Regions from separate parts of the Homo sapiens genome. Here all the other regions are linked to region 3. The links are chromatin loops, found by intact Hi-C in ENCODE. Cell type or tissue: heart right ventricle. All regions are shown on one strand.

The links. Hi-C counts contacts between places; a loop is a spot of excess contacts. Peaks named below come from ENCODE experiments on the same cell type or tissue, not always from the same donor. Only the 100,000 strongest peaks of a DNase experiment are listed, where the experiment ranks them.
Region 1: a loop joins it to region 3, with 5 times the contacts of the local background. A loop is called at or near these places in 104 of 110 quality-filtered maps.
Region 2: a loop joins it to region 3, with 10 times the contacts of the local background. A loop is called at or near these places in 10 of 110 quality-filtered maps.

Annotation. Positions count from the first base shown.
Region 1 is chr17:44,330,525-44,333,024 of GRCh38, reverse strand. No RefSeq gene overlaps it. Among named protein-coding and RNA genes, the nearest start is that of SLC25A39, 7.0 kb to the right of the region's middle. In heart right ventricle, CTCF peaks have their summits at 1,318 and 1,525 (motif pointing right); a DNase peak (open chromatin) is centred at 1,534.
Region 2 is chr17:44,522,134-44,524,633 of GRCh38, reverse strand. No RefSeq gene overlaps it. Among named protein-coding and RNA genes, the nearest start is that of GPATCH8, 20 kb to the right of the region's middle. RefSeq lists a silencer at 1,141-1,200. In heart right ventricle, CTCF peaks have their summits at 1,096 and 1,297 (motif pointing right); a DNase peak (open chromatin) is centred at 1,293; H3K27me3 peaks cover 495 bases.
Region 3 is chr17:44,209,121-44,211,620 of GRCh38, reverse strand. It overlaps UBTF (upstream binding transcription factor), which reads left to right. Exons shown (of 21, transcript NM_014233.4): 10 at 1-15; 11 at 290-331; 12 at 469-582; 13 at 674-829; 14 at 1,148-1,303; 15 at 1,387-1,497; 16 at 1,888-1,976; 17 at 2,080-2,269. All of the region lies in intron 1 of ATXN7L3-AS1 (ATXN7L3 antisense RNA 1), which reads right to left. Among named protein-coding and RNA genes, the nearest start is that of MIR6782, 2.5 kb to the right of the region's middle. RefSeq lists enhancers at 495-1,216, 926-1,220, 2,317-2,500 and silencers at 926-1,220, 784-1,253, 1,674-1,723. In heart right ventricle, a CTCF peak has its summit at 1,116 (motif pointing left); DNase peaks (open chromatin) are centred at 744 and 1,120; H3K27ac peaks cover 1,479 bases.

The DNA of each region.
Region 1 (2,500 bases), 120 kb before region 3:
CTGCTAGGATGATAGCTGGCATACTTCATTTCAGTGTTTTTAAAAGGTAGGTCCTGTTACTGTTTATTGAGATTTATATTGTGCCAGGTTCTGTATTATGCTCTTTAATCTGTAACACAATCCTTTGAGGTAGTACAATTATTATTCCCATCTTACAGTGAAATGACTAAGGCTGGGCCCTGTGGTGTAATCCTGACACTTTGGGAGGTGGATGCAGGAGGATCACATGAGCCCAGGAGTTTGAGACCATCGTGGGCAACATACTGACACCCCTTCTCTATAAAAAATAAACAAAAATTAGCTGGGCGTGGTGGTGCGTGACTGTGGTCCCAGCTACTGGTGGGGGGAGGGGGGAGAGAGCTGAGGTGGGAGGATCGCTTTAATCCAGGACGTCGAGGCTGCAGCGAGCTGTGATTGTGCCACGGCACTCCAGCCTGGGCAACAGAGTGAGAGACCCTGACTCAAAAAAATATATATATATATGTATTAGCCAGGCGAGGTGGCACGCTCCTGTAGTCCCAGCTACTTGAGAAGGTGAAGCACTAGGATCACTTGAGCTCAGGGATTCAATGCTGCAGTGAGCTATGATCACACCACTGCACTCCAGCCTGAGCAACAGTGAGGTCCCGTCTTAAAAAAAAAAAAAAAAAAAAAGGCCAGGCACGGTGGCTCACACCTGTAATCCCAGCACTTTGGGAGGCCGAGGCAGACAGATTACCTGAGGTCGGGAGTTTGAGACCAGCCTGACCAACATGAGGAAACCCTGTCTCTACTAAAAATACAAAATTAGCTGGGCGTGTACTTGGGAGGCTGAGGCAGGAGAATTGCTTGAACCCAGGAGGCAGAGGTTACAGTGAGCCAAGATCGTACCACTGCACTCCAGCCTGGGCGACAAGAGCAAAACTCCATCTCAAAAAAACAAAACAAACCAAACAAAAAATGAAATGGCAAATGACCTTCGGTAAAGTTCTTGAAGACAAAACCCAATTTTCCATACAACTGCAGAGTGGTTTTATTCCTGGAAAACTCAATGCATAGCAGAATATAAGTATTCAAAAGAAGTATGGTTACAACCTGGGCAGCATAGCGAAACCCTGTCTCTACAACAAATACAAACGAATTAGTCAGGCAGAGGAGTGTGCTACTCGGGAGGCTGAGGTGGGAGGATCGCTTGAGCCGGGGAGGTCGAGGCTGTAGTGAGCTGTGATCGTGCTACTGCACTCCAACCAGCGACAGAGTGAGAGACCCTGTCTAAAAAAAAAAAAAAAGGTGTGGGTATATGGGTAAAACAGAACCATTTTCCAGGTCTGAGAATTGCAAACATTTCCTCATGTATGTAATTGCCCAGAAAGACAGAAGGAAATTGAGAGATGTGTTCTTGTTGTTGGAAATTCCCTATTGTGTCAGACTGTCCTACACCTTACAGGGCATTTAGCTTCCCTGACCTGCCATCTATCAAATGCCAGAAGCCCCAGTCTTGTGACAACCAGAAATGACAGTGGCCGCATAAATTTCAAAAAATGTCCTCTAGGGGGCAGTAACGCTGCTGTTTGGAACGAGTGTCCAGCACGCTCTCAGCACCTGCTGTTTAATTTAACTCTGTCTTTGAGATTGTTTTACATAATGATATAGAGATCTGCAGCCCTCACCCCCCACCCCACCTGGATAGGTCAGGGAATGCCGCCCTTTCAAGGCTGTGTGGATTTGTCACATGGAGATAGGGTCACGTACTTAACAGTTCCCTTTCACGGGATGTTCTGCTGTTACAAAGAAGGCTGCAATGAAGAAGGCCAAGCTGGTACCATCATTTCACACTTGTATGAGCAGATGACTAGAGAAACGCTTAGAAGTGGCCTGGCTGGATCAAGGGTTTGGCGTTTAGAATTTTCATAGCTATGGCTAAAACTACCTTCCATATTAATCCACGCTGTCCCAGCAGAGCTCTGGGACCCAGGCTGGGGGACATGCTGGAAAGTCTTAGCCAGGACCCTCTCCCTCTAGGGGCCCACCTCCTCAGACCACACCCAGGGCCCCCCAATAAAGCCTTGGGTGCCTAGACACTTCCAGCCCACCTTCTCAGGCCACAGAGGCAGGGGGAGACAGGGAGGACTTCCCCAAATTGGGCTGATCCCAGCTGTTTTATATATATATATATATATATATATATATATATATATATATATATATACACACACACACACACACAAATATACATATATATACACTCACACACATACACACACGTATGCATATATATATATATATATATCTTCTTTTTTTTTTTTCTTTGAGACGGAGTCTCGCTCTGTCACCCAGGCTGGAGTGCAGTGGTGTGATCTCAGCTCACTGTGACCTCCACCTCCTGGGTTCAAGCGATTCTCCCGCCTCAGCCTCCTGAGTAGCTGGGATTATAGGCACCCGCAACCACGGCTGGCTAATTTTTGTATTTTTAGTAGAGATGGGGCTAACATTTTGCTACACTGGCTTTTTTTTTTTTTTT
Region 2 (2,500 bases), 310 kb before region 3:
GGGCAGAGATGCTCCTCACTTCCCAGATGTGATGGCGGCCGGGAAGAGGCGCTCCTCACTTCCTAGATGGGATGGCGGCCGGGCAGAGACGCTCCTCACTCTCCAGACTGGGCAGCCAGGCAGAGGGGCTCCTCACATCCCAGATGATGGGCGGCCAGGCGGAGACGCTCCTCACTTCCCAGACGGGGTGGCGGCCAGGCAGAGGCTGCAATCTCGGCACTTTGGGAGGCCAAGGCAGGCTGCTGGGAGGTGGAGGTTGTAGCGAGCCAAGATCACGCCACTGCACTCCAGCCTGGGCACCATTGAGCACTGAGTGAACGAGACTCCGTCTGCAATCCCGGCACCTCGGGAGGCCGAGGCTGGCGGATCACTCGCGGTTAGGAGCTGGAGACCAGCCCGGCCAACACAGCGAAACCCCGTCTCCACCAAAAAAATACGAAAACCAGTCAGGCGTGGCGTCGCGCGCCTGCAATCGCAGGCACTGGGCAGGCTGAGGCAGGAGAATCAGGCAGGGAGGTTGCAGTGAGCCGAGATGGCAGCAGCACCGTCCAGCTTCAGCTCGGCATCAGAGGGAGACCGTGGAAAGAGAGGGAGAGGGAGACTGTGGAAAGAGAGGGAGAGGGAGACCGTGGGGAGAGGGAGAGGGAGAGGGAGAGGAGGATTTTTTTTTTAAAAAGCCTTTATCCAGCTTTTGCATTTGTTTTCAATGGGAAGGTTGGTCTGAATAACTTAGCCTATCATTACAGGAAATGGAAGTCCTACCATCCTCCTCACTCCCTCTTTTTCATGTATGTTCTCCTTTCCCTGATGATCCAAATTGGAGCCATTCTCCAGGGACTGTCTCCAAGCCCATCTCTTCCATCGGCCCTTCCCTGTCCTGCCCCTGTTGAGCTTTCCTGCCCCTAGAACTAGAACCGATTGTCCCCTACTCAGTGGCAGCACGTGGGGACCTCTCCTGGATTGTTCACTTATCAGATAGCTTAGGAATTGATGTATTGTCTTCCACAGTAGATGATCAGCTCTGTAGGTGATCAGGGAAGGCAGGAATAGCTCCCACCAGTAGCTCAAAATCATAGCAAATAAGAAGGGTTGGTGGAGATAAGAGAGATTTGAGTACAGTAAGTTTGAAGCAGTTTCTGGTGTCTGACCAGGTATTCGATGGTACAGGTTAAGACCCTCTGTCCCCAACGGCTTCTTTAAACCCCTATTGGCCCCAAGGGACCTTCTTCCTCGAACTGGAGGCTTCTGGGAGAGGGAGCTTGGTTCTGGAAACCCCAGGTCAGACAGCACCAGGGGGCGGTAGAGGCTTAAAGGCAACTGCATTGCCCTGGCAGGAGAGTAGGTGACTGCCCAAGCATTCCCATTGCAGCCCTGGGCCACGTTCACGTACTTGGGGGTCGAGCCGGAACCGAACAGAACTAGGCTTAGACCAATGTACCTGCTCCAAGTTGGACCTCTTTCGGTCCCCAGGACCTAAAACAAGATATGATGAATGACCTCCCTTCCATCCTGTCCTGTATCCCCTTGGGTCCCGTGCTAAGGTGGCGCCCCACTGAATTCCAGTTTCTGGACCAGGGAAATCCTTTCAATCCACTCTCCTAATCATTCTCAGCTAAAAAAAAAAAAAAGTTTTAATATATGATAGTGAGTGTCAATTAAGGTATAAAAAAAAAGAGAATGAGGATGGACTTGCCTTATTGTGGCGTGATCTCTGCTCTCTGCAGCCCCGACCTCAGGTGATCCTCCCACCTTAGGCTCCCTAGTAGCTGGAACTACAGGTGCTGCACCACCACCCTCGGCTAATATTTTTATATTTTTTGTAGAGACAAGGTTTCACTATGTTGCCCAGGCTGATCTCAAACTCCTGGACTCAAGTGATCCACCCTCCTTGGCCTCCCAAAGAGCTGGGATTACAGGCTTGAGCCACCAGGCCTGGCTGAAATTCTAATATATAACACAGGGGTTTGTTCAGTTAAGTGGGAAAAGAATAAAAATGATTTTACCATAGCTGGATTTCCAAATGGAAGAAAATAAAATTAGAGCTTTATCTTATACCATATGCAAAAATAAACTCCAGCTGGATCAAAAATTTAAATATAAAACTAAATGCATAAAATCTAATGAAAATCTAGAAGCCCGCATGTATGATGTATAAGAGTGGGAAAATATTAACCAAGATTGAAAATCGAGAAGCTACAACAGGAAAAAAAGGGTATAAATATTTCACTGTATAAAAGTTAAAACATTTTGGGGATGGAAAAACAGGACATAAATACAGGCATTAGGAAAATTTTCTTTTAAAAAGGAAAATAGTAGATTTAGAAATACGTTGTAATGCAGGTGGCAAGCCATGAGTTAACAGCTGTACTATACAAAAAGATCTTACAAGTTAACAAGAAAAAGACAAACACTTCACGGAAAAATGGTGAAGTCATGGATAGAGGATTCATGGAAACACAATTATTAAAAAAGACTCAGGCCTGTAATCCCAGCACTTTGG
Region 3 (2,500 bases):
AAGAAGTGTGATCAGGTGAGCTGTGGCAGGGGCCACCCTGCCTTGGGGTTTTGAAGCATGAGGTCTGATCCCATCTTGGGCCAGTCAGTCCCTGGTGGCGTGTGCCTTGGGTACCTGCCTCCAATACAGTGTGGGGCTGGGCTGGGCTTAGCAACTGAGCCCGTCCAGGCAGGGAGTCCAGCCCACACCCAGGCTCTGGAGGCCCGCTGAAGGTCACTGTCCTCCGAGTACTGCAGGGTCTGTGGTGACACTGTCTCCAGACTGATCCTGACTCCACTCACTTTCCCAGAAAAAGAAAGATTACGAGGTGGAGCTGCTCCGTTTCCTCGAGGTGAGTGTTCCTCCGGTGGGGCAGTGGGCAGAGAAGACTGGGACTTGGCAGGCAGAGCCCTGGTGAGCCCCTGGAGATAGGGCACCATGCAGTCTGGGTGCCAGGCATGCAGCCCCGTGCTCCTCTTTCCTGTCCAGAGCCTGCCTGAGGAGGAGCAGCAGCGGGTCTTGGGGGAAGAGAAGATGCTGAACATCAACAAGAAGCAGGCCACCAGCCCCGCCTCCAAGAAGCCAGCCCAGGAAGGGGGCAAGGTGGGCAGAGGGTGCGGCCGCGCAGGCGGGGGTGGGCAAGACTGGGCTCCCTGGCAGCACCCACGGACCCCGACCCTCTGCACCTGGACAGGGCGGCTCCGAGAAGCCCAAGCGGCCCGTGTCGGCCATGTTCATCTTCTCGGAGGAGAAACGGCGGCAGCTGCAGGAGGAGCGGCCTGAGCTCTCCGAGAGCGAGCTGACCCGCCTGCTGGCCCGAATGTGGAACGACCTGTCTGAGAAGAAGAAGGTCAGGCTGCCTGGCGGAGCGCTGTGCCCCCAGGGGGGCTGCCAGGGCCCCCTCTTCCCCTTGGCGGGCCGTGCCACCTCGCCCCTGGCCGCCTGAGCCACGCGGTGCCTGGGCTGGGACGTGGGGCCGGCGCCCAGCAGCCGGAAGGCGGGAAGCTGTCAGCTGAGCGCCGCAGACCAGGCGGGGGCGAGCCCCAGGCGGGAGACATCTGCACCAGCCCATGCTTCTGCCCGCCGGCGGGAGCGCCTGGGCTGCTGCGCGGGGAGCGCGCGCCCCCTGGGGGTGGGTGGAAGGCTGACGCCCGGGCCATCCCCGCAGGCCAAGTACAAGGCCCGAGAGGCGGCGCTCAAGGCTCAGTCGGAGAGGAAGCCCGGCGGGGAGCGCGAGGAACGGGGCAAGCTGCCCGAGTCCCCCAAAAGAGCTGAGGAGATCTGGCAACAGAGCGTTATCGGCGACTACCTGGCCCGCTTCAAGGTGACAGGGGTGGGAAAGGGTAGTACTGCAGCCTCTAGCCCCGGGTGACCCCTCCCACGGCTGATACCCTTATTGGTCCCCAGAATGACCGGGTGAAGGCCTTGAAAGCCATGGAAATGACCTGGAATAACATGGAAAAGAAGGAGAAACTGATGTGGATTAAGAAGGCAGCCGAAGACCAAAAGCGATATGAGGTAGGAATGGGGCTGGGGCCACCCCATTCATTGAAAGCTCGGGAACTCCCCTTTGGTTGGGCAGCTCTGAGCAAGAAGTCCCAGCCTTGGTCTGTGACTCTCAGCAAGTCTCAGCTTCCTTCTCTGAACCTCTGTCTCTCATCAGTAAGGTGGGGGTGACATTGCTAACCTCCAGGCTGACTCGGAGGATGCGAGCAGTTGTGAAAGCACTTGTAAACTGTGGTGCCTGCCTCAGACGTGAGCTGTTAGGAAGTTGCTCACTAGCTACCTGTTTCTCCTCCTCCCTGGCACAGAAAAAGACAGCCAGCTAAGGTGCTGATGGCATGAGGCAGAAGGCAGCAGTATTTTGGGGGTGGGACTGGGGGGTGAGCGTGACCTTTCTCCCTCCAGAGAGAGCTGAGTGAGATGCGGGCACCTCCAGCTGCTACAAATTCTTCCAAGAAGATGAAATTCCAGGGAGAACCCAAGAAGCCTCCCATGTGAGCCTGGGGGTTGGAGTCTGCCCTGGAGGTCGGGGAGGGTCAGGGCTGGATGGCTGCTTTGTTGGGGTCCTGACCCTCCTTCTACCAACCCACCTCCCAGGAACGGTTACCAGAAGTTCTCCCAGGAGCTGCTGTCCAATGGGGAGCTGAACCACCTGCCGCTGAAGGAGCGCATGGTGGAGATCGGCAGTCGCTGGCAGCGCATCTCCCAGAGCCAGAAGGAGCACTACAAAAAGCTGGCCGAGGAGCAGCAAAAGCAGTACAAGGTGCACCTGGACCTCTGGGTTAAGGTGAGAGGGCAAGGGACCCTTGGAAGGAACAGAGAGGCATCAGACTAAGCCAGCACCATCCTAGCCTGGCCCATCCACCCACTTGTGCTGGCTGGTCTCATTCATGATTTCATTCCATGCCCTCGCAATCCTTCAGGATAACGGTCACTATCACCCTTTTATTTTTATTTTTTTTTTTATTTTTTGAGACAGTCTTGCTCTCCTGCCCAGGCTGGAGTACAGTGGTGTAGT